Linked DNA regions of Homo sapiens: region 1 is linked to region 2. A link is a loop called in an ENCODE intact Hi-C map of the cell type or tissue named here. Cell type or tissue: IMR-90. All regions are shown on one strand. Links, peaks and the distances in the headings refer to the core of each region. The heading gives the core; the rest is flanking DNA. Region 1 overlaps KAT6B (lysine acetyltransferase 6B). Region 2 overlaps ADK (adenosine kinase).

The links. Peaks named below come from ENCODE experiments on the same cell type or tissue, not always from the same donor. Only the 100,000 strongest peaks of a DNase experiment are listed, where the experiment ranks them.
Region 1: a loop joins it to region 2, with 2.1 times the contacts of the local background. A loop is called at or near these places in 1 of 110 quality-filtered maps.

The regions. Positions count from the first base shown.
Region 1 is chr10:74,903,032-74,918,793 of GRCh38, forward strand. All of the region lies in intron 3 of KAT6B (lysine acetyltransferase 6B), which reads left to right. Among named protein-coding and RNA genes, the nearest start is that of KAT6B, 84 kb to the left of the region's middle. RefSeq lists a silencer at 4,286-4,486. In IMR-90, for the core only: no CTCF peak of the experiment used is centred there; a DNase peak (open chromatin) is centred at 8,120; H3K27ac peaks cover 1,706 bases.
Region 2 is chr10:74,535,050-74,550,811 of GRCh38, forward strand. The region is part of intron 7 of ADK (adenosine kinase); the gene reads left to right. Among named protein-coding and RNA genes, the nearest start is that of ADK-AS1, 14 kb to the left of the region's middle. In IMR-90, for the core only: no CTCF peak of the experiment used is centred there; a DNase peak (open chromatin) is centred at 7,212; H3K27ac peaks cover 2,133 bases.

The DNA.
Region 1 (15,762 bases), core at 3,450-11,449, 370 kb after region 2:
GCACTAAGAATATTGGAAAACAACGGGGAAATATGCTAATTGCTTTTAAACGAACAGGGATTTTGGCAGTATTGTGGTATATGAAGGGTCTCCTGTAGGAAGCTGACTGGCTCTTCTCTTTTAGGAGCCCTCCCAGGGTGGCATTCATTACCTTGTCGGATTGCCATGGTCCAGTGTGGGTAGCAGAATCCTGAGAGACCCCCAGTGACCCTGCCCTTTGTATTATATCTTCCCCTTTGAGTATAGGTGGAACCTATGCATGTTTGAGATATCACCCATGATTCTACTACCTTGCTTGGCAGAGGGAGACTATCCAGGTGGGCTGATCTAATCACACAAGCCCCTTAGAAACCATATTCTCCAGCAGGTGGGAAGAAAGAGTGATCTGAAGCATGAATAGGATTTGATGTTGACTGCGAAGATGAAAGGGACCATGTGCCAAGCAATGTGGGTAGCTTCTAGAAACTGAGCATGGTCCCCAGCTGGCAGCCAGCAAAGAAACAGGGACCTCAGTCCTACAACCGCTAGGAACCGAATTATTCTAACAACCTAAACGAGCTTGGAGGTGAATTTTTCCTAAGAGCTCATGGATAAGAGCAGAGTCTGGCTGACACCTTGATTTTGGCTCTGTGAGACCCTAAGCAGAGAACCCAGCTGAGCCTGACTGGATTTCTGACCCACTCAGCTGTGAGCTCATGAATGGGTGTTGTTTTAAGCCACTGTTTGTGGCAGTAAGACTAATATAGTCCAGGGTCTGGCTAATTCTTAGCTTTGTCAGATTTTAACTTGATTTTCTGTGGATATCAAGGGTGGAGCTGTCTCTCAGGGGTAGACTTACAGGAGCCTAGCTGAAGAAACTGGTGTATGGAATCAGGAGGCCAGCATATTTATTTGTTTATTTACCTGAAAAGTAAATGTTCCAGGGACTGAGATACTCCATGTGGATGGTCAGTACATTATCTCCCTTAAGGCAGACCTGTGTAGGAGGCCAGGTGTGTATTAGTGAGCATGGCATCCAAACCATGAGTTAGATGAGCACAGTTTCCATGGCATCAAACACCTGTCTCACAACAAGGATGGCCTTCTCTATGTCTGGACAATGTTTAGATGGGTACTGCCAGCTTCTCTGGAGACTCACTGTATTAGTTTTCAATTACAGTGTAACACATAACCACAAGTTAGCAGCTTAAAACAATGAAAGTATATTATCTCACAGTTTCTATGAGTCCAGGCACAGGTAACTGGGTCCCCTGCTCAAGGACTCACCAGGCTGAAATCAAAATGTCAGCAGGGATGTGGTCTCATAAGCTCACTGGTTGTTGGTGGAATTCAGTGCCTTATGGTTGTAAGACTGAGGTCCTCTTCTCCCAGAGGCTGCCCTGCCACATGGCCCTCTCTACAATGTAGCATTTTGCTTCTTCAAGGTCAGCTGGAAAATCTCCCACACACTTTTGGTCTTTACAATCTCTGACCCCCTTTAAAAGCCTAGCCCTGTGTATGCTCATAGGGAGAGATTGTACAGGGGCCCAAATCTTGAGGGCATTGTAAAATTCTGCTCCCACACTTGCTTTCCCCTCAGCATCCCTTGATGACTGGCCAGCTTTCTGTTTGACACCTCCTTTCTTTAGCTGTGTTAATATATCCAGTCTTTGGGAGTCCAGGCTTGGTTGGATATTTCACATCTCTGAAGTGACTACATAGTTCTTCTCACATTCAGTATGTATTGATTTTTAAAATTTAAATTTGTGAACTTAATCACACCTTTATTTCTGTGATCCTCCCCCCTTTAGTAACTGGGGAATGGGATGAGGAGGAATTTCTTCATCTTAGTTTCAGAAGTCTTCACAGCAGTGGCCTCTATTTGTAGTTTGATGGTCTAAGGAGTTTAGATTGTTAGAGAACTTCTACCTTCACTAGAATTTTGAAGACGTAACTTAAAATTACACTTACTAGATGTAGAAACTGGGGAGACAAAATGAGTTATTTGCACAGTTAAATTATTAGCTAGTGAAGAAGGGTTTTTATTTCTTATTTATATCCTGCCTTCTCTCAATATGATGATGTCCAGTAAAAGGCATAGATAGTCTAAAAGTGAAGCAATTAAAAATTTTTCTATTATGGGAATTTGACAGTACAAAAAAACACAGATGTCCTTGCCCATTAAAGTGAACACCAAGGAGTCCAAAATATTTTCATGAGGTAGTTTTTTGCCATTGCCTGTCAGTTGTGAGAGATCATTGCCTCAGGCCACAGCGACTAGGTGTGTGGCAGAGTTAACCTGCCTGCTCTCTAGGGAAACCGTCAAGAAATGGGCAATAAATTAATAAGTAGAAAGTGTTCTCTGAGCTCCAGGCAGTTGTTGATTGACTGATGGAAAAGGTAGGCGGTAGGCTAATAGACGATGACATCCAAATTCAGCTGTTGCCTCTCAGCTGAACCCAACCCTGGGCTTCTGCTGCCTTTTGCTCCTTTTCCCTGAGTGGTGGTGGCCTGCAGGTTAAACAGGTGGGCTTGGGAATTGGGCTGCCTAGGGTAAATCCTCATTCCCCCATTTAACTCAGTCTGCCAGACTCTGTTTTCTTGTCTGTAAAATGAGGGTTAAAAGAGAGTCTCTGTAAAGCATTTAATACGTTGTTGGGCACTAGCGGTGGATTAAGGAGAAGAGGGCTGTGATGGGAGCTGTCAGCCCCAGCAGGCAGGAGTTAGAATTGTCTGGAATTGCCGGTGTAGGGTGATAATAAAAAGCAAACTGACTCTTGGTCGGTTTATTACTATTTTTAAATTCCCTACTGACAAGGCCCTCCCTATTGCCTGCACTCTGAGTGGACCACTCCTTCCATCCATGCCTTGCAATGCCACTGTCTTGCACATAAGGGCTCAAAAGTGTATGCTGTTGTTGCCCTTCTCACATTTCGGCTGAGGTGTATATTTTCATTAAAGAGGATTATGTAGAAAAATTGGTTTAATAAAAATGATGAGACTTTTTAATATGGTTTGTACACCATTAAGAGTGAAATATGGCAAAATCTGGTCTGAAAAATAGGAAAAAATATAGCAATAACTGATTAATAGAAAACCATAGGATTGGCTGGGCACAGTATCTCACACCTGAAATCCCAGCACTTTGGGAGGCCGAGGCAGGTGGATCACCTGAGGTCAGGAGTTCGAGACCAGCCTGACCAACATGGTAAAACCCCGTCTCCACTAAAAATACAAAAACTAGCTGGACGTGGTGGTGCACTCCTGTAATCCCAGCTACTCAGGAGGCTGAGGCAGGATAATTGCTTGAACTCAGGAGGCAAAGGTTGTGGTGAGCCAAGATCGTGCCACTGCACTCCAGCCTGGGTGATAGGGACTCCACCTCAAAAAAAAAATCTTTTTTTTCCCTTTTTATATTTTTGTCTGGATCCTAAATATTGGGACATTTGAAAGATGTGCATATTTAGTTTAAGCAAATTCTGGTGGATTTGGTTGGTTCTCTCTGTAGTAAGAGTAGAGAAGAATGGTAGATGTGAAAAGAATATATTCTGAAAAGAATATGGGATAAGAGAAAATCAAGAAGGCAAGAAAATAATCATTTCCACCCTTTTATCTACTTTGAAATCACCACTTTTCTTACTTTGGTCTTCTGTTTCCTCTATAAACTATGCTTAAGAGACCAGAGTGAGCAGACTTCTTCGTGAAAACCTGAGCTTGGGAGTTGGGATGGTTTACAGTCTTGGCTTCAGTCCACTTTTCTGACTTAACACCCAGACCCCTTTCCGGCTAAATTTATTGTCTCCTGTTCCTGCTGGGCCTTTCTGGAGCGTCCGCCTCTGGAGTGCCCTCTGCTCTTGAGGTCCCAAACTGCCCATCCCACACCTACCTGGTCACAGCTTTGCAGTTTAAGTCCCCACATGCCAGTGACTGCTTCCTTTCTGGACCCCTTTACTGCATTTCAGCAGTGCTGTCAATCCTTCCTTTAAATTTATGTCACTGGTTTGTAGGGCTCATTCTTCCAGCCTGCAGACGTCAGTTGAGATTCCACTGTGATCAAAGCAGGATATTTAAGTTCTGCAGCGGGTGGGCTGCAAGTGGTAGAAATAGTTATTTTCTTGCCTTCCTGAATTTCTCTTGTTCCATTCTCTTTTCAGGATACATTCCTTTCACTACAGAGAGTTGTCTGCTCTCACTACAAACAGAACCAGCCAAACCCACCACGATTTGCTTAGACATAATGGGCAAGAACTTTCAGAACATTTGGAACTTTTCAGAACATTGGGTGGTCTTAGAGACTAGCCAGTACAGAAATCTCTTGAGAGGGTGTTACTGTGTTCCTTCTGGACACCTCCAGTTTCTGATTTGGCTGTCCTGTTTGTCAGCAGTACATCCTTCATATTGAGCCCAAAACCTCCATTCATTCTGGTGTTCTTCAGTGCAGTCACACTGCTTCGTGATGGCTTTTCTTCAGTGCAGTCATTTGCTTCATGTGACTTTTCTTTTTTCTTTTTCTTTTTCTTTTTCTTTTTTTCTGAGGCAGAGTTTCACTGTTGTTGCCCAGGCTGGAGTGCAATGGCATGGTCTCGGCTCACTGCAACCTCCTCTGCCTCCTGGGTTCAAGCAATTCTCCTACCTCAGCTTCCCAAGTAGCTGGGATTACAAGTGCCCACCACTATGCCCGCCTAATTTTTGTATTTTTAGTAGAGACAGGGTTTCACAATGTTGGCCAGGCTGGTCTCAAACTCTTGACCTCAGGTGATGCATCTGTCTTGGCCTCCCAAAGTGCTGGGATTACAGGCGTGAGCCACTGCACCCAGCCATGATGGCTTTTCCAATGCAAAACATTGCAATAGTTATTCCTTTGAACCTTATAAAATTACTGATTGTTATGTTTTGAATATTTGTCCCCTCCAAAACTTACATTGAAATGTAATCCCCAATGTGGCAGTATTGAGAGGTGGAGTCTTTAAGAGGTGATTGGATCACCAGGGCTTTGCCTTCATGAATGGACTAATCCATTCATGGATTACTAGATTAATGAGTTAATTCATGAATTAATGGACTGATGGGTTATCATGGGAGTGGACCTGGTGGCTTTATAAGAAGAGTATGAGAGACCTGAACCAGCACATTCAGCTTCTTGCCATGTGATGCCCTGCACTACCATGAGATTCTGCAGATTCTTCCCCACCAGTGGGAAGGTCCCACCAGATGTGAGGCCCCTCGAACTTGGACTTCTCAGTCTTCATAACTATAAGAAATAAGTTCCTGGCCAGGCACAGTGGCTCATGCCTGTAATCGCGGCACTTTGGGAGGCCGAGGCGGGCAGATCACGAGGTCAAGAGATTGAAACCATCCTGGCCAAAGTGGTGAAACTCCATCTCTACTGAAAATGCAAAAATTAGCTGGGCATGGTGCTGCGTGCCTGTAGTCCCAGCTACTCGGGAGGCTGATGCAGAATCGCTTGAACCTGGGAGGCGGAGGTTGCAGTGAGCCGAAATTGCACTCCAGCCTGGGCAACAGAGCCAGACCCCGTCTCAAAAAAAAAAAAAAAAAAGAAAGAGAAATAAACTCCTTTTCTTTATAAGTTGCCTAGTTTCAGGCATTCTGTTATAAGCAATAGAAAATGAACTAAGACACTGATATTCAATTGTTTTAGCCTATAAAAATGGGAATTTTATGTGGGTCAACCTAGTATATTCCCCCTGATTCTCTGCTTTTCCAGCTCATATACTTTTGTAGTTTAGATAACCTCCTGTCAGTTAAATCATGATATAAGTTCTTCGTTCCTTTTTTTTCCTTTATAGTTTAAAAATTATTTTATGTGTATCTTTCCTCTGGTAGCCCCCTGAGACTTGCTTACTGCAAGCCCACATGCTGCCTTGACTCCTTTTCCCTGAATCAACTGTGAATTGTTCCGCAGCTTCTCTCCTTTTTGGTCTCTGAACCAAGGTTTCTTAATTAGAGTATCCACAAGTCTATATGTGAAGAGGTTGAGGGAAAAGTAACCACTGGGGACATGAGAAATCTGAAAAGTAATAGTTAGAAATGGCCATCTTAGCCTTATTAAAATGTAAGTAAGGCCGTGTATGGTGGCTCACACCTGTAATCCCAGCACGAGAGGCCAAGGTGGGCAGATCACCTTAGGTCAGGAGTTCGAGACTAGCCTTGCCACAATGGCGAAACCCCATCTCTACTAAAAATACAAAAATTAGCTGGGCGTGGTGGCATTTGCCTGTAATCCCAGCTACTTGGGAGGCTGAGGCAGGAGACTCGCTTGAACCTGGGAGGTGAAGGTTGCAGTGAGCTGAGATCGCATCATTGTACTCCAGCCTGGGAGACAGAGCAAGACAACATCTCTAAATAAATAAATAAATATAATGTAAGGCAAGGCCTTTTCCCTTATATCTATTTTAGGGTTTACCCTTGTGTATACAGAAAAATTGTTCCCTGTCCAGCTTATTATGGGCTGGATAGCAGGCAGAACTCCTCAGTTTGGGTTAGCATTGCATTAACAGAACTGCCACATCTTTCTGGATAATCTTCCTTTGTGCATAAGCTCCAGGCTCACCTTCTCTGCCTCACAGCTGTGCGCTGGTTTCCCTTAGCTTTCTTGGGTTCTGGATGGATACTGGCCTTCTGGGTGAGAAGGGGGTTCTTTGGCAAAAGGTGTTTTTGACATAATTTAGGACCTTCTTAAGTTCTACAGCAGACCTAAATTTCTTCCCCCAAGTTCTTTGTCTATATAGAGTACTCAGCACTCATTACCCATTCTCAGTTCTGAAGGAAATCTTATGGAGCAGTTGTAGTATTTATAGGGTAAGCAGAGTGCCCAGTTTCCATGCCCCACCCCAAACCATTTAGATTTCAGTCATGTATGTCAAGGGAGGAGTGAGTACATTTTTGTGGTCAGCTGCCTCTTCTTTTCCCTAACATTCTCACTTTTTCATCTTTCCTGCTTTCTTGAGGTCATTTATCTATTGAATAGGATGTCTATTGAAAGGAAAAACCTCCCCTAATCGCCTTTAAACTAATATTTCTTACTGGGCATGGTGGATCACCTGAGGTTGACAGTTTGAGACCAGCCTGGCCAACATGGAGAAGCCCCATCTCTACTAAAAAAAAAAAAAAAAAAATATTAGCCAGGCGTGGTGGCGCATGCCTGTAATCCCAGCTATTTGGGAGGCTAAGGCAGGAGAGTCGCTTGAACCCAGGAGGCGGAGGTTGCGGTGAGCCAAGATCGTGCCATTGCCCTCCAGCCTGGGCAACAAGAGCGAAACTCCATCTCAAAAAATAACTAAACTAATATTTCTCTTTTCTCAATAATAATGGCATGAAAAGAATTTTTTCTGTGCCTTTTCAAAATCCCAATACCCCCTCGTGGCATTTCCTATGTTGAAGTTTTCAACAGCCTTATCAGGAGGAGAAATGAGCTTAATTTTTGAGTTTTAGTGCTTAGGGACTCTGTCTTGGCTTCTAGAGATAACTTCACTGTGGGCACCCACAAATAATATGTTTAATTTTTTTTCTAAACCTTTTGCTGATGGTCATTGCAATATTTTCTTGATTTTAATTTCCTGAGTTTTCTTCTTTCACATTTTTTCTTTTTTTTTTGGTGATATTTTTCCATATTCCATTATCTGCATCCTTCTCACTCTCCCTGATTTTTCAAACATCATGGACTACAGATCTGCAACCTCCCTGGTAATTCCTCTTGGGTTTGAGAGGAAGTTTGTCAAGTACTGGAAACTTGAACTTGTATAAAACAGATGTCACCACTCATTTTAATGGAAGAAGGCATGGAGTAAATACAGATAGCACATAACAGCTATATGCATTCTCTTAAATTTCTTTCCCGATCTTGGGCTTGAGGTATTTTTATCTAATCTAGTCTACCCTTGCCATTTTCAAGATCTTTTTCTTTGATACTTGATAGAGAAGTGTCTTCTGTATTTTTCTTCCTTCTTGGAAGAATATATTTTAAAAAATGTATTTTGAGATTGAGTATTTTGTGAAACATCTTTCCTCTAAAATCCTCAAAGTAACTTTGCCTCTCTTTGATTTCTATGGGTAGTCCAGCGGAGAGTGATACACATAAGGATATTTCATAAACACTGCTTGCATTCCTCTGGGATTTGTGCTCCTAGATGACAGCATATATATGCATGTGATTCTGTGTGTGTAAACATGCTTTAAAAAATTTATTGAACATAGTTTTCAGCTGTCTTCACTCACTTTAAACCTTAGTCTACTTTCTTTTTCTTTTTTTTTTTTTTTTGAGACTAAGTATTGCTCTGTAGCCCAGGCTGGAGTGCAGTGGCGCAGTCTCAACTCACTGCAACCTCCTCCAGGTTCAAACGATTCTCCTGCCTCAGCTTCCTGAGTAGCTGGGATTATAGTTGCCCACCACCATGCCTGGCTAATTTTTTGTATTTTTAGTAGAGACAGGGTTTCACCATGTTGGCCAGGCTGGTCTCAAACTCCTGACCTCAAGTGATCCGCCTGCTTCAGCCTCCCAAAGTGCTGGGATTACAGGTGTGAGCCACTGTGCCCAGCCTTTAGTCTACTTTCTGTTTTTACAATTCCATGCCATGTTTATTGAAAGCATGTTGTTGGTTTCTTTTGATGCCTCCCCTGTCTTTCTTCTCATCATGATTTTAAAAATTAATACTTTGTAATATTTGAGATTTTTATATCTATGTCAAGTTAACTTTTCCTGAAAAATATTTTGATACATTTTCTAGAATGTTAGTGTATTGTGTTTATAACATGGGGGAAAATGTACTGTTTCATTTTTAAATTTATTTTTATTTATTTTTGTTATTATTATTTTTTAAGAAACAGGGTCTTGCTCTGTTGCTCAGGCTGGAGAGCAGTGGCATGATCCTGGACTCAAACAATCTTCCCACCTCAGCTTTCTGAGTAGCTAGGACTACATGCGTATGCCACCATGCCCACCTAATTTTTAATTTTTTTGTAGAGACAGAGTTTTACTATATTGTCCAGACTGGTTTTGACCTCCTGGGCTCAAGGGATCTTCCCACCTTGGCCTCCTAAAGTGTTAGGATTATAGGTGTGAGTTATCACAGCCAGGTGCAATAAGTGTTTATGATTAATTTAAAAGCAGATGCTGTGCTTTTCAAAAATTATGCTCAATTTTTTTTTTAATATTACAAAGGACTTTTAGACTGGCTTCCTCCTAAACATTTCTTCAACTCCTATCAAGTTCAGTCTGCAAATATCCTAATTTCTAGGTTGTTTGGGAATGTTAATTGATTGTCTCATGTATGTATGTATGTATGTATGTATGGATAGACAGATAGATGAAGGTTGAAGGATGGATGGATAGATTAAATGGATGGATGGATAGATAGATAGATAGATAGATAGATAGATAGATAGAAAGATAGATGAAGGTTGAAGGGTAGGGCTGGAGGAGGAATTCCAGCTTTCCAGTAGATTTTCTATCAAGCAGTCATTCATATATATAACTTCCTATATTGTTAGCCAAAGTTCATCCATGTCTCTTGTATTTAGCTCTCTGTCTGTATTGTAGAAAGCTTATTTATTATGTGAGCATTTTGCTTTCTCCTATCCCTCCCTCTTTCTTTAACATCAGTTATAACAGCTGTGAATACAGTTTATAATATGAGCAGCCATATTCAGTTTTTAGGCTTTCAAAATCACAAATACAAAGGAGGATATAATACATAGTCCTATATTTTATACAAATTGGGACACTTTTCTTCATTTCTTATTTCGTGGCATTGCCTAACTATAGTCAAGCTAATGACCCATGTAGATGTAGTGTTGTACCTGGTGTCCGTGTCCCTGTGAATGTGTCATGTTGTGCTGGCCTGATTCCCCAACATCAGCCCCAGGGAGCCAGCAGCTGGAGCAGCTGTCATCTTGTGAAAGCAGAGTGTCCTTGTTGCTATTGATTGGGTTGTTCAGTCAATTGCAAAAAAGTGGATCTAACTGTCAATGGTAGTTATATGATAATCCTGGAGATAAATAAGTGTCAAGTGAAGTATTACTTGAATTTAGGACTTGAAGAGAGAGAAAGGGGTATGAGTAGTTGGAGGGGAAGATTTGCTATGACAAGCTATTATTCAGTGTGGTTATTTTGTATGACAGGTAAGTCTACAGGTATCTTTTGTTAGATAAATCAGAAATTAAGCATTCCCTTTGTAAACTCCAAACAAGATTTTGAAACACCATGGTCCCCCCTTATCCACCTCCAAGATCTCCAGTGGATGTCTGAAACCACTGATAGTACTGAAGTCTCTATATATTATGTTTTTCCCCTGTATGTAATACATACCTGTGATAAAGTTTAATTTATAAATTAGGCACAGGAAGAAATTAACAAAAATAAGTAAGAATAGAACAGTTATAACTATATGTTCTATTAAAAGTTATGTGAATTTGTTTTCTCTCTCTCTCAAAATATCCTGTTGTGCTGTGTGTTCACCCATTTTTGAGCTGCCGTTGACTGTGGATAACAAACCACAGAAAGTGAAACTTCACATAAAGGGGGACTACTGTATTCTCATAATGTTAATTGCTTCTAGAATTCACAAGGATTGAATTCAACTTGAATCTTGCTAAAGAAGTACTTTATTATTCGATGTTAGTCCAGCAACAACTTATAGTGTAGAAATTTGCCCTTTTGAGGGTGAATACACAAAGGGGAAAGAAAACTTGTGTGCCCACGGTCCACTAACAGATAAGCTTCTGGAGGCCAGGAGTAAACCGCCCTGCAGGGGAGCCATCTCCCAGGGTTTCCCCAGCAGAGAGCTGTGCCCAGTGCCGGGGTCTCATGCTTACCTATTTCTCTGTGCCAGTATAGTAGACCTGTTTTCAAGCCTAGCATGAGCCTTAAGTATTACTGGCTGGGAGTGGTGGCTCATGCCTGTAATCCTAGCACTTTGGGAGGGTGAGGCAGGCGGATTGCCTGAGCTCAGGAGTTTGAGACCAGCCTGGGCAACATGGTGAAACCCTGTCTCTACTAAAATACAAAAAATTAGCCGGGCGTGGTGGCGGGCACCTGTAGTCCCAGCTACTTGGGAGGCTGAGGTAGGAGAATTGCTTGAACCCAGGAGGCAGACATTGCAGTGGGCTGAGATCACGCCAGTGCACTCCAGCCTGGGTGACAGAGCGAGACTCTGTCTCCCACAAAAAAAAGAAAAAAAAAAAAAGTATTACTTATTTAGTAAGTCCATAGCATTTTGTTCACACAGTGTATCATTGTGCTTTTCTGTTTCAAAGTGTAATTATTTAATCTAGAAATTTTAAGTCCTGTGACAGAAAACAAATGCTGTTCTCACAAAATATGAGAAATCAAATTCCATCTTATTATTTAAATTAATTCTTTTTTAACTGAAGAATTGTTATGTGGGTAGCTTTCAACATAATTTTTTCAATATTAGATGCTTATAACTAATGTGGATTTAGTTAATTCGATGTTTATCACATTTAATTCTTATTTACTACAAAGGTTAAAGCAATTTTATTTCTTCTGGAAACTTTTAGGATCTTGTGAGTGAGGGACGTCAGCCAAAATTGGCAACTTTTTCAAGCAACTGGCTCAAGAAATTAGGAATTTCTCTAATAATGAGCCATCGTTTTTTGAATTCAACAATTTAAAAGGGCTGCATAGTTAGGATATGATTCCAGTTTCCCCTCAGTGCAAATTGATATTTTTTTCTGTTGACACATTCTACTTTGTTTTCGAAGACTAGTTTATAGTGTTCTTTTAAAAGCAAAGAAAATATCTTTAAAAATCCCAGCTTTTTGGCTGGGTGCGGTGGCTTCATGCCTGTGATCCTAGCACTTTGGGAGGCTGGGGTGGGAGGATCACTGGAGGCCAGGAGTTTGAGACCAGTCTGGGCAACACAGGCACTCCATCTCTTTAAAATAAAAAATAAAAAAATAAAAATAGCCAGGCTTGGTGGCCCACACTTGTAGTCCCAGCTACTCGGGATGCTGAGGCAGGAGGATTGCTGGAGCTCAGGGATTCAAGGTTGTAGTGAGCTATGATTGAGCCACTGCACTTTAGCTTGGGCAATGGAGCAAAACCTTGTTTCCTTTAAAAAAAAAATTTATTAAAACATGCTCTTACTTTGGCAAAAATATATGTTTCTTCATAGTGATGATAATCATAATGATACATTATTACTATATGCAGCTTATAAGAATCAGTTGTCTAATGTATCCGTGTAAGTTTCTCTGTGGTTTTAAGAATCATTCCATAGGCTGATAAATGCATACTCTCTTCACCCCATTGCACATCCAGCATTCTGAATTTTTCTCACTTCCTTGAATATGCCATGTTCCATGCACTTGTAGATCTTCCATCACAGAAGGTGCCTCATCTGTCCAGAACCCCTGCCATACCTCTGCTCCCTTTGTCTAGCTAACGCTCACTCATCCTTTAGATCCCAGTGAAATGTCACTTGCATCTGGGAGGACTTTCTGACTAGGTTCTGAGCTTCCTTTGCATTCTGTTTTTCATTGACATAATGACATCACATTTATTAGTATTGTCTCATTGTAAACCCCAGTAAGGCAGGAACTGTATCTCTCTGTATCCCCAACACTACCACAGTGCCTGGTGCATGTTAAATTGCAGTTAATATTTCTAGAATGAAAGAGTGCTTCCATCCTTCATCATCCGTCTTTCAGATAAAGAAGTATCTAGTTACCTTTGTCTTAAATTAAAACAATTTCAAAAGGTTGCATGTGCTGGTGGACCAGTTGAAATCCACAGCTCCCATATTGCTGCTCATTGCCACTGTTATTGATGCCCTGGAGATGATTTAAAATTCAGTTATGTTGCTTGTGATGGTGGTATTTAAAAATCTATAATTTTGGCTGGGCGTGGTGGCTCATACCTATAATCCCAGCTCTTTGGGAGGCCAAGGCAGGTGGATCACAAGGTCAGGAGTTTGAGAATAGCCTGGCCAACAGAGAAACCCCGCCTCTACTAATAATACAAAAATTAGCCGGTCGTGGTGGTGTGCACCTGCAATCCCAGCTACTCAGGAGGCTGAGGCAGGAGAATTGCTTGAACCCGGAGGCGGAGGTTGCAGTGAGCTGAGATTGTGACACTGCACTCCAGCCTGGGCGATAGAGCAAGACTCTATCTTGAAGAAAATAAAAAATAAATAAATAAAATCTATAATTTTTATACTCATGTGCTATTATAGTGACCCTGTGAGACATCATAATGCCTTAATGATAGCTTGTCTTGTTTTTACTTTCACTTACATCTATAGTTCCAAATGTTTTATTGAATTGTGCTTTATTTGATAATTCATAGTTGTAAACTGACCTCATCCCATATTTGTATTTTTACAATCTCAACAGTTTTATCAGGGACATATTTTTATATTCTGTAGCATAATACAGTGCCTTCTGTAGAGCTTAGTTTCATGTGCAGTGATGTGTCAGAATGAAATATCTGCCCAGTGGTATTGAATTTCATGTATTATGATTTACATATTCTTCTGTGTATCAACTGGTTTTATATTACCCAGAGAATGCTTATGGTGGTGGTTGAGAGTTGTGTATTGCTATTGACTGTACGGGCCATAGACATATTTGTAGGTATATTAAATTTGCTTTGTACTTCTCACACAATTGATTTGGTGGGCATTCTTCTTAATTATACTTGATGGGTGCATACATAAATTCATTCTTGGTTAAAAAAATTCAGATAGTGTAGATATGGCAGTGGTTCCTTTAATCCCTCCAATTATTTATTTACCTTATATATCTGGGAACTTTGTATAAAAACTAAACACTGGCCTGGCACGGTGGCTCATGCCTGTCATCCCAGCTCTTTGGGAGGCCCAGGCGGGTGGATGTCTTGAGCTCAGGAGTTTGAGAACAGCCTGGGCAAAATGTGGCAAAACCCTGTCTCTACAAAAAAATACAAAAGTGACCCAAGTGTGGTGGTGCACACCTGCAGTCCCAGGTACTCGGGAGGCTGAGGTGGGAGGATTGCTTGAGCCTGGGAAGTGGAGGCTGCAGTGAACTGAGATCACACCACTGCCCTTTGGCCTGGGTGACAGGCCGAGACCCTGTCTCAAAAAACCTGAACACTTCTTTGTTATGTTTCTACAATTTGACACAATAATTCAAGTCAGCCAAGCACTTTAAAAATTATTTTGAAATAATTTTAGATTTATAGGAAAGTTGTCAAAATAGGGTAGAGTTAATTATATATAACCTTATGCAGTTTCCCTGATAACCACTTATATAACCATAGCACAGTTATAAAAAAATTATCAGGAAATTCACTGGTATAATACCATTAACTAAACTGTGGCCCTTTTTGACTTTCACCGGTTTTTCACCTCCTGTATTTTTCTCTGTTCCAGGATCCCATCCAGGATCCCACATTACCTTCAGTTGTTGTTTCTCCTTTATTTCCTGCAATCTATTAAAGATTCTAATCCTTTCTTTGTCTTTCATGACTTCAGCAAACAGTTTTAGTTGGATGCTTAGTATATACCAGTCACTGAGATTGGTGCTTGAGGGAAGGGAGATAAATGAATGGATGAGACATGGCCCTTACCTAATGAGGTGAGCCAACACATAGACAAGTAATGCTAAAACAATGTAGTGCCTTTAAAAGGCCTTTGTACTATCTCCCTAGAGAAGAGAGAGTTGCTGACTCACTGAATAACAGTGTTGAGGCAGCATTTTCAGAAGAAATGACATTGATCTGGGTCTTAAAGAATGGGGAAACTTTTCCTTGTGGAGAAATGGAGTGGAAGAGGAGTTCATCATGGACAGGCAGGGGCATTTGGCATGAAAGTGTGAAAGACTGGCTTGTTTGCAGACTGGCAAATCACTTGATAGGAATGGAGCATAGGGTATGTGAAGAACACAGTGAGGCATGAAACTAGAAGAGTAGTTACAAAGCTACCTTTTTTCATTACTTTTTATTAATAAATATATCCTCATATTTGTAGGGTAAGTTTTGGCTTAAATTTTTTTTAAATCTCATTATTCATACTTAATGAGCATTTAATTGTAATCAGTGTTTCTAGTTTTAAACTGCACAACATTAAGATTGTTACTGTACTTTTGGAAAGAAAAAGAGAACAAATAATTATGCTTAGCTGTTGCAATAGCATCTAATAGCATTTAAATTCTGTTAATAAAGAATATGAATTTATTCTGTAATGCCTATTGGGCACCTATTATATGGCAGGCACTGTTTGAGGTGAGAGAGATATAGCAGCAAAGAAAAGAGAAAAACTCCTGCTCTTGTTCTAATATATTCTAGTGGTCCTAGTTGCAATATGTTTGAACTAACATGGTAGTTCAGTCAACAAGTCAAATGTTAACTGCCTAGCATGTTATCTAGATGCTCAGCAGATTTTTAAAAAATGAATAGATATATGACTGGGTCTTGAAGGAGTAAAAGAATTTCAGGCTGGGCACGGTGGCTCATGCCTGTAATCACAGCACTTTGGGAGACCAAGGCAGGCGGATAACCTAAGGTCAGGAGTTCAGGACCAGCCTGGCCCAACATGGTGAAACCTTGTCTTTTCAAAAAATACAAAAATTAGCCAGGTGTGGTGGTGGGCCCTTGTAATCCCAGCTACTTGGGAGGCTGAGGCAGGAAAATTGCTTGAACCCGGGAGGCAGAGGTTGCAGTGAGCTGAGATTGTGCTGTTGCACTCCAACCTGGGTGACAAGAGTGAAACTCCATCTCAAAAAAGAAAAGAATTTCATTGAGTAGAGGTTTGCTGGCATGAGTAATTT
Region 2 (15,762 bases), core at 3,914-11,913:
CTATTGAATTGGATGTGGGCATGAAAAGTATAAAAGATTAAAGGCAGTAAAAAGCTGTAAACATCTGTATTCAGGAGTGCTTCATAGGTGTTTTTATGTTTTCTCTCTGCTTTAAAGAAGTTGAAACTAGGCCAGGAACCATAGCGCACACCTGTAATCCTAGCACTTTGGGAGGTTGAAGTGGGAGGATTGCTTGAGCAGAGGTGTTGGAAACCAGCCTGGGCAACATAGTTGGACCCCATCTCTCCAATTATTTTCTTAAAATTAGCCAGGCATGGTGGCACACACTTGTATTCCCAGCTATTCGGGAGGCTAAGGTGGGAGGATCGCTTGCACCTGGGAGGTTGAGGCTGCAGTGAGCTACGATCATGCAACTGCACTCCGGTCTGGGTAACAGAGTAAGACCCTGTCTAAAAATAAAATTTTTAAGAAAGTAAAATGAGAATTCATAAACTATGAATTCTAGATGTGGTTCTACAAGAAAAACTCTAGAATGTCAGTCTGTAGGCATGCTCAAAGGTTTTGACCCTATTTTTTTTTTTTTTTTTTTGAGACAGAGTCTTGCTCTTATTGCCTAGGCTGGAGTGCAGTGGCACCATCACAGCTCACTGCAACCTCCACTTCCCAGGTTCAAGCAATTCTCGTGTCTCAGCTTCCCGAGTAGCTGAGACTACAGGCGTGCACAACCATGCCTGGCTAATTTTTGTATTTTTAGTAGAGATGGGGTTTTGCCATGTTGGCCAGGCTGATTTTGAACTCCTGGCCTCAAGTGATTTTGAACTGCCCACCTCTGCCTCCCAAAGTGCTGAGATTACAGGTGTGAGCCCCCCACCCAGCTGACCCTATTTTAAATATTAGCAAATGATGTATCTTTATATATTAAAATAAAATGTTTAGATTATGAAAGCTATTTTTTGTTCCCTTAATTTAATCATCACTCTGATTTATTTATCAACTACTATTCCTTTTCCTCATCTGTAAATTGAGGGGATTTGCATAGAAATACTAGATAATCTTTTAAATTTTTTCTTAAAGCTTAAACATGTTATAAAACTGATGATTCATTTTTTTTCCACATTCTAAGATTAATACTGTTAGATTTTATTATAAATTAATAAAGTTCCTCTTTTAACATGTAAAATAATGCCTGACATTTCTTTTAGGTAGTTCTGATTTTTTATTATGAGTGTAGCCTTAACTGTAGTGCCTTTGAAGCTGAATTCTCCCCATTTGTGACCCCAGTATTCCTTTTTTGTTTAGTGAACCTAGGGGAAATGATATTTCTCTCCAAAAAATACCTGAAAATATTTGGTTAGACACGTGCTGGGACAAAAAGTGAAGTATCCACAGTAATACCATTGCTATGTTCTTGTGATATAACCAGATTATAATTACTAAATGATACAATTTACTTTCTTTTTTTAATTCTGGTAAAAAAAAAATACACAATATAAAATTTAGACCATTTTAACTATTTTTAAGTGTACAAATCAGTGGCATTAAGTACATTTGCAATGTTGTACAGCCATCACCACTATTCCTCTCCAGAACTTTTTTTTTTTTTAATCAACCCAAGCAGAAGCTCTGTACCCATTAAACAATAACTCACTATTTCCTGTTTCCTCCTTCCTCCTCACCCTTGGTAACTGTTTTACTGTCTATCTATGAATTTGCCTATTTTAGGTACCTCATACAAGTAGGATCATACAAAAGTTGTCTGACTTAATTTCACTTAGCATAATCTTTTTAAACTTCATCCATGTTATAGCATGTTATCAGAATTTCATCTTTTTTAAGGCTGAATAATATTTCATTGTATGTGTGAAATTTTGTTTTTTGCTTCATTTTGTTGATAGACATTTAATTTGTTTCCACCTTTGATTATTATGAACAATGCTACTGTGAATGTTAATGAACAAGTATCTGTTTGAGTTCCTGCTTTTAACTCTTTTGGATATATACCTAGATGTGGAACTGTTGGATCCACAACAGGTACACCATTTTACATTCCTACCATCAATACACAAGGGTTCCAATTTCTCCACCTCCTCACCAACACTTATTTTGCATTTAAAAAATAATAGCCATCCTGCTGGGCACGAGGTGGCATCTCACTTTGGTTTTGATTTGTGTGGTTTACTTTCAGCCAAGGTTCAGAAATACATAGTGACAAATTTCTGTTTCTTTAATTTAAAATCTTTGGTAACCTGTTACATTGCATTTTGTACTTTTAAATTACACATCTGAATTGATTGGTTATCCTTGTTAAAGTAGTTCCAAAATTACTGTAGTTTAAAAACTCTTTAAATATTACATTGTAGTTTTAATTTGTTTCTGACATCTTCAAAGTTTGAAATTTTCCCTTCAGCAACAACCATTTGTTAGCTACATTCACACGAAAGCAGCTTAATAAAGGACATTCTACACAAAGGTAATTATAATCCATTGATGCCCCTTAATGCAAGCTGCTTTGTAGTCATTATCTAGCAGTAGATGACTAAAGAACTTGATTATTCTTGTTTTTCATTTTTATTAAATTAAGAAGGTTTTTTTAAATTATGTCATTTTGCAAATGGTTCTTAGGAGTAATGCCTTTCAAGGCTCCATAATCACTAGATAATTAACCTGCAAGGATTAAGTACACTCAACTTTGCCTCAGGATGCTTAACTCTCAAATACAGTCAATTATCTCATGATAATAACTGCTTTGTCAAGAGTTACCACTTAACTCCACAGTGAAAAGTCAAATCACCCATACCATGCACTTTAAGATAGTTTCAATAATAAAATAACAGTTTGAAATGGGGCAGAAGAATTCAGTTAAATTTTTTCATAGGGATAAGAATGATATGCTTTAGATAAAGCTCCCCCTCATATCTAGTATTTTGAATTTCACAAATGACTTCAATTTATAAAGATAATATAGGCCAGGTGCAGTGGCTCATGCCTGTAATCCCAGCACTTTGGGAGACCAAGGTGGGCAGATCACCTGAGGTCAGGAGTTCCAGAACAGCCTGGCCAACATGGTGAAACCCCATCTCTAATAAACACAAAAATTAGCTGGGTGTGGTGGCACGCGCCTATAGTCCCAGCTGCTCAGGAGGCTGAGGCAGGAGAATCCTGAGAACCCTGGAGGCGGAGGTTGCAGCTAGCCAAGATCACACCACTGCCCTCCAGCCTGGCAACAGAGCGAGACTCCGTCTCACAAAAAAAAAAAAAAAGGTAATGTATTGCTCTGCTTCATCAGTCCTTTTGCTGGCAGTGTTCCTGCATTGCAAATTTTCTTATAGGAAAGCCATTTTGTCTGTTAACCTCACAGAGGATTCAATATATTAAAAATCTCTAATATACACCAAGAAAATGGAAATTACTTTCTTTACATATTGATTTAACTTTTAAAAAATCTCGTTTATCAACAAACGAATTACAAAACAGTGAGCAAAATTCTGCAGTTTGTTGTGGTTGTTTTTTGTTGTTGAGTAGCTTCACTCATATTTGGACAGGATATGCCAAAAACAGAAAGACTGCTAGATAGATCAGGACATTTTGAAAGAAAATATAAAAATGTCTTTAGGTTTGTTATCCATGTCCTCTAAGCCTGAATGATGCTTGTATCTCTTTATAAGTAAACTATCATTATCTTTTTACTAAACCAGATGGGATACATTGGCTTTTTCTTCTGTTATATATTTTACTGCCATGGGGATGGGAAGAGACTTTATTGATATTTTGTTTACACTTTTAAACCCTTTTTAATGTTTCTAATAGTTAATTAATAATTTGAAACCATCAATTCTTTAAATTGTAAATAACTTTGATACAGGTTATCTTATTTTTCAGTTTCTATACTTCTGTAAAATAGAAGTCATTTGCTCTTTTAAGATAAAAAATCTGTGTGAATCTATGTGTAATTATGTACACCAAATAGTGCTATACATGCATACAACTTCTTTCAGATATTCTTCTTTTGGTTAAGAGCCTTTTTTTCTTTGTAAAGGTATTATTTTAATTTTTAGAACTATTTTTCTGTGCACTGGAGCACATGTTTGGGAGGAAAAAAGAAACTTTCTGTCAAGTCCCTATACACAGAGAATTCTTGTTTGAATTTTTAAAAAATTTTGTCAAGTCTAGTTCTTTTATTTATTTATTTATTATCAGTTAGAGACAGGGTCTCACTGTGTTGTCCAGGCTGTTCTCAAACTCCTGGCCTCAAGCAGTCTTCCCGCCTTGGCCTCCCTAAGGTTCTGGGATTACAGGCATGAGCGACCAAGCCTGGCCAAGTCTAATTCTTTAAAGGATGTGATTTCCAAGTATTTCCAGGAATTCAAGACTGTTACCTAGATCCGTATTCTGACAAAAGAGATGATCTTTTCTTTCTTCATATCAGAATATTTCCCCCATGAATTGAGGGAAATGGGGCTGTATCTAAAAATGGTAACTCTGCCCTTTAAAGTATACAGAAGTGCCCTGTTTCTTCCTAAGAGAGGTGGAAGTCCCCTTTCTGAGACTGTGCATATAGATCTCTTTATTCCCCTTTTTCTGCTATAAGTGATAAGAGGGGCTATGTAGACAAAATGTAAGGTTGTTATAAAATCATCAAGGAATTGGGAAAGAAACTTTATCGGAGGATATACATAACCCCTTCAGAAAAAAAAACAAAAACTTATGGTGCTTTTTGGAAGAAATTCTGACATAGTTGTATTTTCTGAGAAGGATAATGAAATTTCAGTTAACATGGAACTGTAACTTCGTAAAATTGCTGCTCAGCTCCTAGATTTAACTTTCTCCCTAGGGTTTTTCTAATATATTTACTCATCTGAAAAAAGTGAGATTGACTGTAGCACAAGGGAGACTTCTGATGTCAGTGGCATGTTGTAAAGATGTGCTATGGGAAAGATTCAGAAAATGCAAAGGCTATTTAACTATATGCTCTGCATCTCTCTTCCTTTCTACATAGCTCTCTCCTTTCTTTCTTACTCCTTCGTCTCCCTCTTTACGCCAACTACATTGCCTCTCTGAAGATGAAATGCTTTTAAATCATCCCCAATCTAACATCCATCACTGGTAAAAAGCCATCTAATTATTATGTGTTGATTTTTAAAAATTAAAAAAAATTATTAGAAAATTAAGAAGAGCATTTAAATGTTTTTAATTGCAAGGAGAAAATAAATACACTCAAGTAAAGAAAAACACTGTGTAATTTGAAATAGTTTGAATTACTACGGAGATAATCATATTTTATGCAGTAATGCCTTTCTATTTTATTCACTATTTCTATTAATCTTTATTTGTTTCAGTTACTGTACTATAAATTTGTAAGTGATTATTTTGGTATTATTTGTATAGTATGCCATAATATAAAAATAATGAAAAATATTAAATATATATTTAATGTTCTTATTTAATGCCTTTAATTTTTTTTTTCTTTGAGACAAGGTCTCACTCTGTTACCCAGGCTGGAGTACAGTGATGCAATCTCGGCTCACTGCAAACTCCACCTCCCAGGTTCAAGCGATTCTCAAGTCTCAGCTTTCCACATAGCTGGGATTACAGGAATGCGCCATCACACTCAGCTAATGTTTGTATTTTTAGTAGAGATGGGGTTTTGCCATGTTGGCCAGGCTGATCTTGAACTCCAGGCCTCAAGTGATCCACCTGCCTCGGCCTCCCATGTGCTGGGGTTACAGGAGTGAGACACCTCACCCAGCCAAAAATTATTGTTTATTAAAAATCATTTAATGACATTGACATCCTTATAAATAAAAACTGTAAATTTATATCACAGTAGAAAAAGTGCTAGACCTAAATTTAGAAAACCTGTCTTTTATCCTAGCTCTTGAGTTTTTCACAGAGAAAATAGGAGTCAAGAAGCCAAAATTCTGACATGAGGGAAATAATTAGCAAAATTTAAATAGGTGCCATTGATTAGTCAATGGTATTTTATCAACATTAATTTTTATTTTATTATTTATTTATTTATTTTGATATGGAGTCTTGCTCTGTTGCCCAGACTGGAGTGCAGTGGCATCATCTCGGCTCACTGCAACCTCCACCTTCCGGGTTCAAGCAATTCTCCTGCCTCAGCCTCCTGAGTAGCTGGGGTTACAAGTTCCTGCCACCATGCCTGGCTAATTTTTGTATTACTAGTAGAGACGGGGTTTCGCCATGTTGGCCATGCTGGTCTCGAACTCCTGACCTCAGGTGATTGGCCTGCCTTGGCCTCGCAAAGTGCTGGGATTACAGGCATGAGTCACCGCACCCAGCTTAACATTAATTTTTTTAGTTTTGGTAATTTTAATATGGCTATATAGAATGTTTACATTTGGAAAAATCCTAATATCCTTTTTGACTGATCCAGATCCAGTCCAGGTTGCTCACATTGCATTTAGTTACCACATTTCCTTCGTCTCTTTAATCTAGAATGGTTCTTCAGTCTTTGTCTTTATGACCATGACAATTTTGAAGAGTCCTGACTGGTTTTTTGTAGAATGCCCTTCAGTGTGGAGTTTCCTCATGATTAATACATTTTTTATAGGAATACCATAGAAACAGCCTGGGCAACATAGCAAGATGCTGTCTCTACAAAAAGTAAAATTCACCAGGCATGATGGCACATTCCTGTAGTCCCAACTACTTGGGAGGCTGAGGCAGGAGGATTGCTTGAGCCCAGGAGTTTGAGGCTGCATTGAGCCATGATTGCCACCCTGGACTCCAGCCTGGGTTACAGAACGAGAACCCCCACACACCCCCCCCCCCTAAAAAAAAACAACACAACACAGAAATGCTATTGTGTCTTTTTTCATGCGTTATACTAAGATTTTAGTGTGTTTCGTTACTGGTAATACTAACTTTGATCACATGGTTAAGAAAATGTTGGCCCAGTTTATTCACTTCAAAGTTACTATTTCTGGCCAGGCATAGTGGCTTACGCCTGTAATCCCAGCACTCTGGGGAGCCAAGGAGGACAGATCGCTTGGGCTTAGGAGTTCAAGACCAGCCTGGGCAACATGGTATAACCCTATCTGTACTAAAAATATAAAAATTAGCTGGGCATAGTGGCATGCACCTGTAGTCCCAGCTACTTGGGAGGCTGAGGTAAGAGGATCGCTTGAGCCCAGGAGGTCACATGGTGACCTTGGAAGCAAATGCTCCCTCAAACACGAGATGACTGCAGCCCTGGTCTACATCTCAGTTGCAGTCTTGTGAAATCTTGAGTCAGAGGCACTCAGCTAAGCCATGCCTGGATTCCTTTTCCTGGAAACTATGGAGATAATAAGTGTTTGTTATTTTAAGTCACTAAGTTTTGGAGCAATTTGTTACACAATAATAACTAATATGCTGTGAAAAACAAATTTACTAAGAGCTCAATATCTGTGTACAATTTTTTTTGTCTTTAGCCTTTTGTGTATATTGTCAAAACACAGGCTTTTAGTTAAAGTTAGTTCCTTTCCCCTTCAAGTATTTTAATTTTTTTTAAATATGTGAAACATTTATATGGTTCTTAACATCAGAACTATATGAAAAGGTTTACTCAGTAGTGTCGCTCCTCCCTTATCCCTCATCTTCCTCATTCCCCATTCTGTCTCTATTCCTACCCTGTTTCTTCCTACCTACCCTCTATAAATAATCTCATTAGTTTCTGGCTCACATTTCTAAATTTCTTTTAGCACAAATTAGCAGCTAAATGCATATTTTACTGTATCTTCTTTGTTACATGAAAGGTAGCACACTATAGATAGATCCTCTTTGAACTTAGCTTTTTTTCAATCAAGTGCATCTTAGAAATCATTCCATAAAAGCTCATAGAGATCCTTCTCATTTTTAATTTTATTTTAGTTATTTATTTATTTATTTATTTATTTTTTTAATGAGATGGAGTCTCGCTCTGTCACCCAGGCTGGAGTGCAGTGGTGCGATCTCGGCTCACAGCAACTTCCACTTCCCGGGTTCAAGGGATTCTCCTGCCTCAGCCTCCCAAGTAGCTGGGACTACAGGTGCCTGCCACCACCCACGGTTAATTTTTTGTATTTTTAGTAAAGACGGGGTTTCACCATGTTAGCCAGGCTGGTCTTGATCTCCTGTCCTCGTGATCCTCCCGCCTTGGCCTCCCAAAGTGCTGGGATTACAGGCGTGAGCCACAGCGCCTGGCCTATTTCATTTAAAAAAAAAAAAAAAACTGAGACAGGGTCTCACTGTGTTGCCCAGGCTGGTCTTGAACTCCTGGGCTCAAGCAATCCTCCTGCAATCCTTCTGCCTTGACCTCCCAAAGTGCTGGTATTACAGACATCCAGCCACAATAATCCTCATTTTTTTAGTTGGATTTTCCCCATTGTGTGAATGTACCATATTTTACCCAGTCACTCTCTTATGTATGGACATTAAGACTGTTTCCAGAGTCTTGCACTTAAAAACAATCTTTCAATGAATAATCTTGTTCATACATATTTCTTGGGTTGCTAGAGGTATTTCTTCAGAGTAAATTCCTTGAAATGGAATTGTTGGGTCAAAGGATAAGTGCATATAACGTTTTGTTAGATGTTGCTAAATTCCTCTCCAAAATAATTAGAAATGTTTTCATTCTCAGCAGTAGTGTAGGTGAATGCCTGTTTTTAATGGGGTTATTTTAATATTTGGTTATCAATTATTAAGCATTGCTATCAAATGGAATTCACTAGAAGCATGTAAAATTCTAGCTTTATTTCAAATACTTAGTTGAACCAGCCAATTCATTTTAGCACAGTAAAAGTAATCCAAGAACTAAAAAGTGATCATTCTTTAAGGTACAGATTTTAAAGACTCTTTTATCTTTTTTTTTTCTTTTTTTTGCTATTTTATCAGACACATTAGAGGAATATGAATTAATCCCCATTATACACTCTTTAGTTTCATTTTCTGGCCCTGTATTTTCATCTTATACTTCTCTCCTACAAGCACCTCTTCCTTTCTCCTGTACTGCCTAACTATTCATGTTTTCTTATCATCAATACTCATTTCATATATTCCCTACCTCACATTCTCCCCTTCTTTCCCTCCCTTCTCCACTCCCATTCAGTTGGTTATTTTATAAATGTGATTCTGTGATCTTGTGTATATAATTACAATGCTTACATGTTTCTTTTACACTAGAATGTGTTCCTTTACAGCAGTGACTTTCATTCTTCACTACATTCTGGCCACTTGATTGGTGATCACTTTCTGACCGGAAGTTCCAATTATTTAATCACAAAGTTGGACTTTCTGGTGACCACTTCCCATCCTGGGGCTGACAGTGAGTCGCCCCATCAGCATAACAAAGGCACTTTTAACAATCAGGAAATTCTGAGGGTTTTTGAAGCTCTGTGCTAGGAATCCAGACAAGGACTTGATATATTTTTTACTATACCAGTTTAAGGGTTAATGATACCATGTAACAACTTTATTAATAGATTACTATTTATAGAAACTTGATAAATGTGGTGGGAGGTGGTGCAGAATCATGTGATATAATCAATTATAAATGAAAGCACAGATAAAATTTGAAATAATAAGAGAGAAATAAGAATGAAGGTTGGCCACGGTGGCTCACACTTGTAATCCCAGCATTTTGGGGGGCTGAGGCGGGCAGATCACGAGGTCAGGAGATCGAGACCATCCTGGCCAACATGGTGAAACCCCTTCTCCACTAAAAATACAAACATTAGCTGGGCGTGGTGATGCATGCTACTCGGGAGGCTGAGGCAGGAGAATCACTTGAACCCGGGAGGTGGAGGTTGCGGTGAGCTGAGATGGTACCACTGCACTCCAGCCTGGGGACAGAGTGAGATTCTGTCTCAAAAAATAATGAAAACCGAGGAGTTTTTTCTTTCTTTCTTTTTTTTTTTTTGAGACGGAATCTTGCCATGTCGCCAGGTTAAAATAAACTTTCAATTCTCTTCTCTTGAATATCTCTCACCCAACAATGTTTTTTTCATGTTGATCACTTTACTAAAGCGAACAATTGGGGTTTTACCAAAATTGTGAAGGATTTTATTCTTCCATACTTATGTCTGTGTTCAGGGTCATACAGATTCTACTTTTTCCTTTTAGTTTAAGGTATTCTCTTGGAGATTTAATGTACTTAAATTTGACCACAATTTATTGAGAGCATATTCTGTGTCAGACATTGCACTCTGCACTAGATATTCAGGAATTTCTAAAAAGAATGTTAACATTGCTGTTACATAGTCAGTTACTGATCACATTCTTTTCCTCTCAACTTTTTTCAAAATAGGAATCTGCGGTATGTTTTCACGTATGGAGTTCAGGTCAGGCTTAGGGGTCCCTGACAATGTGAATAGTTTTAAGCTGGGCCTCAATTCGTGGTACCCTTATACTAATTTAACAAGCCGTGGACTCTAGGTTCCACCAAAAATATTTTGTTCCATCCTCTCTGGTTTCAGTCCATGGTGTACAGAAAGAAAACTAAGGAACTTCAGCCCCAAATTGTCAAATTTTGCTACTTAAGAAACAGAAGATTTAAATCTATCATTTTGTCTTATATTCCAGAGTTGACTGGTTCCTCCTGTCTTTAACTTCTTGTCCTTGAAGGGTATTCTAATTTTCATTCAGAAATATGACTTCTCATAGGGTTTGTGTTAGATATTTTCAGGGCCAGATGGATATGATGTTCCCATTTCTGTTTTATTGTTAAACTACTATTCCTTTTGAGCTGTAATGAACAATTCATTCTGAGAGGCAATATATGTTTTCAGTAATTGACTTGAATAAAAGTAAATGTTAAACATGGAGTTACTAAGTTAATACAGTGGGTATTAGTACTAATTTGTTCAAATTAAGATAGAATTCTTAATTTGATAAATAGAATTCTTATATTACAGCATCAGTCCAATTGGATTGATAGTTTGTAGAAAGGTAATTTCTTACATGAGGAAAGACAGGTTTTCTTTCTCTTAGCAAGGTATTAATGCAAAAATGACCTCTTCATTTCCTACCAGCTTCCAGAAGGGAAATGCTGGTTAGGAGGTAAATTCAATTTACTCTACAAGCAAACTTCACATCTGTTATGCTGAAGTCAGAGTTTATCTTTCTTGTTATGTGGAACCTAGAAATATACCATGAGGAATACTGAAAAATAAACTAGCAGAAATTTTGCGTGATGCTGAGGATTTTTAGATGGCTGCAAAATGGGTGAAAGTAATATAAACTTAACAAAGAATGTTGTCACAACTCTCTGGAACTTAGTACTGTTTTTCAACTAACAAATGGAAGATTTGTGAGACTAGGTCGACTTAATGTGATTTCAATGCAGTAATTACTGTGTGGCATGGGCATGGTAAGAGATAGGCCTTTTCTAGAAATATTCTCATCTCTGTTTTTTTTAGTTGCTCTTACTTAGATTTATATTAACTCAGCTTCACATTTTCATTTCTTTTTATTTTATTTTAAACAATGAGAAAAATACTCCACGATGTCACTGATTTAGTTATCAGATTTGCTTTATTTCTGTATATAATAGGTAATGTGAGTACAGGAAATATATCTGAAAAGGTTACTTGTACCTAAATTTTAAGTTAGATCATTTAAAAATTACTTATAAGTCTCTTGAGTGTTTTATATAGTAGGGCAGATGGAAAAACTTATTTGATATTCATTTTTGGTACCTCTTAGGAAAATAATTGGGAATGTATTCAGTTGGAAAAAATGTTGAGAAGAGTGTTTTATATAATGATTATTTAGTAAAACATTAAAAATAATTTCTTATTCTGGAGGTTTATAGACATCAAAATTGACAAAGATTCATGGATTATACATTTCATCAAGGTACCTTTAAGCGATTTTTTAAAAAAAATTCTGACTCTAACAATGCATGCTCATTGTAGAGCGTTAAAAATACAAAAACATGCAAAAGAAAAAATTAAAATTAACATGTGTCATATCACCCAGCATTAACTACTCTATAATTTTTCCTGTGTTTCCTTGTAGGGTTTTTCCCACACATTTTTATTTGTTTTTATCATATTTATTTTTATTCCACACACTTTTTATTTTGAAATGATTTACAATCTAGGAAAGAATTATAAGAAGAGTACAGAGTTCTCTCCTACTACACTTTTGAGCATTCTTGCTTTTTCTCTCTTTCTGTCTCTCTAAATATATGTGCTTAACCATAGTACATATTCAGATTTTTCTAGCTGTCCCAAGAATGTTCTTTCTAGTGATTTTGTTTTCCAGGATCATGGATCATGCATTGCCTTAACTTGTCATGTTTCTTTGGTTTCCTTAATCTGGAGTTCCTTGATCTTTCTCCTTCATGCCATTGCATTTATAAAGAGTGTTGTCAACTGTTCTGTGTATGTAAATTCTTAACCAATTGAAATAGATTTTACATCATTTTTCCCACTTTATATATATATATATATTTATTTATTTATTTATTTATTTATTTTTATTTTATTATTTTTTTTTTTTTTTGGAGACAGAGCCTTGCTCTGTCACCAGGCTGGAGTGCAGTGGTGCAATCTCGGCTCACTGCAACCTCCACCTCCTGGATTGAAGTGATTCTCCTGCCTCAGCCTCCCAAGTAGCTGGGAATACAGGCGCGCACCACCATGCCCAGCTAATTTTTTGTTTTGTTTTGTTTTGTTTTGAGACAGAGTTTTGCTCTTGTTACCCAGGCTAAGAGTGCAATAGCGCCATCTTGGCCCACCACAACCTCCACCTCCTGGATTGAAGCAATTCTCCTGCCTCAGCCTCCCGAATAGCTGGGATTACAGGCATGTGCCACAACATCCGGCTAATTTTGTATTTTTGGTAGAGACAGGGTTTCTCCATGTTAGTCAGGCTGGTCTTGAACTCCCAACCTCAGGTGATCTCCCTGCCTCAGCCTCCCAAAGTGCTGGGATTACAGGCGTGAGCCACCGCGCCCGGCCTAATTTTTGTATTTTTAGCAGAGACTGGGTTTCATCATGTTGGCCATGACGGTCTCGATCTCCTGACCTTGTGATCCACCTGCCTTGGCCTCCCAAAGTGCTGGGATTACAGGCGTGAGTCACCACACCTGGCCACTTAATATATTTTCAACATTTTCCAATGTCTTTAATTATGTCAATTATAATTTTGGATTGCTGTATAATATAATTTATTTTCATTAGTCTTCTAGTGTTGGAAATTTTTACTGTTTGTTTTCTTTTCAGTATTGCAAATACAATTGGGAAATAAACTTTGTAAATAAATCTTTGTTGTAATTTTAATTTCTGAATCTATCAAGTATTTGTTAAAACATAAAGCAACAAAACAAAAATCCTACAGAAGAGGATAATTAAATGTTAATCTTTTTGATTCTGAATACAATTAGAATGGAAATTTGGAAAAGGGGAAAATTGCCAGATAAAGAGGTTGCCAGATTTAGCAAATAAAAATACAGGATGCCCATTTAAATTTGAATTTCAGAAGGGACACACGATATCTGGGACATACTTATACTAAAAAATTATTCATTGCATATCTGAAACTTAAATATGACTGAGCATCATGTATTTTATCTGGCAACCCTACCAGTGGTTTGAGTATTCGGGAAGACTTCATGGTAGAGATAAAGAGAGGGAATAAAGAAGATGTTTTACACAAAAGGAATGGTTGAGATTACCTCCAAAACAAGAGTGAACATAGTTTATGTGAAATAGTCTCCATAAAGATAAAGACTTTGTGTCTCATTCACTGCTGTATCCCCGATCCCTTAAACAATCTGTACACTGTAGTCACTCAATAAATATTTGTTGAACGAGTAAATGAATTTGCACTATAAATAAAGCCAGGCAACTTGGGACAAAGATTACCTGTTGTAACTAAGTAGATAAAGATAAAATTTCCATGAAAGTGGAAAACCTGGCAGAAGAATTTGGACTTCCTGCCTTCCCTTATTTATTTTATAATGATTCATTAAGTGACTGTTATGTGCCACATGCACAGGATACTTTGGAGAACAAAAACAGACATGGCTTCTACCCTCATGGATTTTATAGTCTGTATTAGAGGCAGACATTCAATTTATAATTCAATTATTCATTTAATAGTCAATAAATTTCAATTCAATTATAGCGTACAACTTATAAAATTGAATTTTTAATCATTCAATTTATAAATATGAGTACTGTAAGGGAAAAGTATATAATACTTACATTCTGAAATCACACACAGTGAGGGGGTATTCTTGAAAGAACCTGATCAAGATAAATGTACATGGTGTTGTGTCTTAGGGATAGATCCAATCTTTTCTTTGAAATCTTCATTCATTCACTAATTTTCCCTCGAATTTATAGAACACTCTTTGGACTATTACACTTATACATCTTTTAAAATCTTTTTATATGTGCAATTTAGTTTACTTACTAGATTGTAAATTAATTAATTTATTTATTTATTTAGAGACAGGGTCTCACTCACATCACCCAGGCTGGAGTACAGTGGCACAATCACCACTCAGTGGCAGTCTCAACTTCCCAGGCTCAGGTGATCCTCCCACCTTAACCTCCTGAGTGGCTTGGACTACAGGTGCACATCACCACTCCTGTCTTATTTTTCATATCTTGTGTAGAGATGGGGTTTTGCCATGTTGCCCAGGCTGGTTTCAAACTCCTGGGCTCAAGTGATCCGCCTACCTCGGCCTCCCAAGATCCTGGGATTACAGGCATAAGCCCTGCACCTGGCCTAGATCGTAAATTCTTTAGTGAGCTGGGGGTATTTCAATTTGCTTTTATCCCCTATTGTTTCATGTATGTAAAATATACACAGGCGTTAATTATTGACATGTTGATTCATTGAAATTATAATGGGGCTTTTAATAGCTATAGATATGCCATGAGCACATAAAAGACGATTTCCTGATTCTTTGACCCTCTTAAAGAAGTTTATGATGCCTACTTGTCATTCTTGGGTCCTTAGACCTTCTGTGGCAATATTAGGTCGGGGATAGATGTCTAATGATTTGCAGTCAGGGAGCTTTGATAACCATTGTCACATGTTAGCATAAATCAGAACCCAATCACTTTTTTTTTTTTTTTTGAGATGGAGTCTCATTCTGTCGCCCAGGCTGCAGTGCAGTGGCGTGATCTTGGCTCACTGCAACCTCTGCCTCCCGGGTTCAAGTGATTCTTCTGCCTCAGCCTCCCAAGTAGCTGGGATCACAGGCATCCACCACCATGCCCAGCTAATTTTTGTATTCTTAGTAGAGACAGGGTTTCACTGTGTTGGCCAGGCTGGTCTCGAACTCCTGACCTCAGGCGATCCTCCCGCCTCAGCCTCCCAAAGTACTGGGATTACAGGTACGAGCCACCACGTCCAGCCGAGAACCCAATCACTTTTGACTCTGCCTTCAATATATATTGCAAATCTAACTACCTTTTACTACCTCTACTTCTTCCCTTCTAGTTCATGATGCCATTATCACTTGCCCAGATTATTACAGTAGTCTCATAATTGCTCTCCCTGCCTCTGGTTTTGCCTCTCCCCTCCAGCAGTGATAGGAAATAATGGAAGTTTTTAAGTAAGCATGGTAGTATCACTGGATCTGTTCTTTGACACAGCTGGCTAGTAGTGTTTGGTAGATTGGAATAGGGGCATAGTAAATGTGGGTTGACATGGTATAGTAGGTAGTCAAGACAGTCCAACAATCAATCTTAAAGACATTTCATTTTCTTGGTAGTTAAAGAATATAGGCCTACCAGTACTTGTAATTTTAATTTTAATTGATTTATATCATTTTACTTATTAATATTCATTTGAATC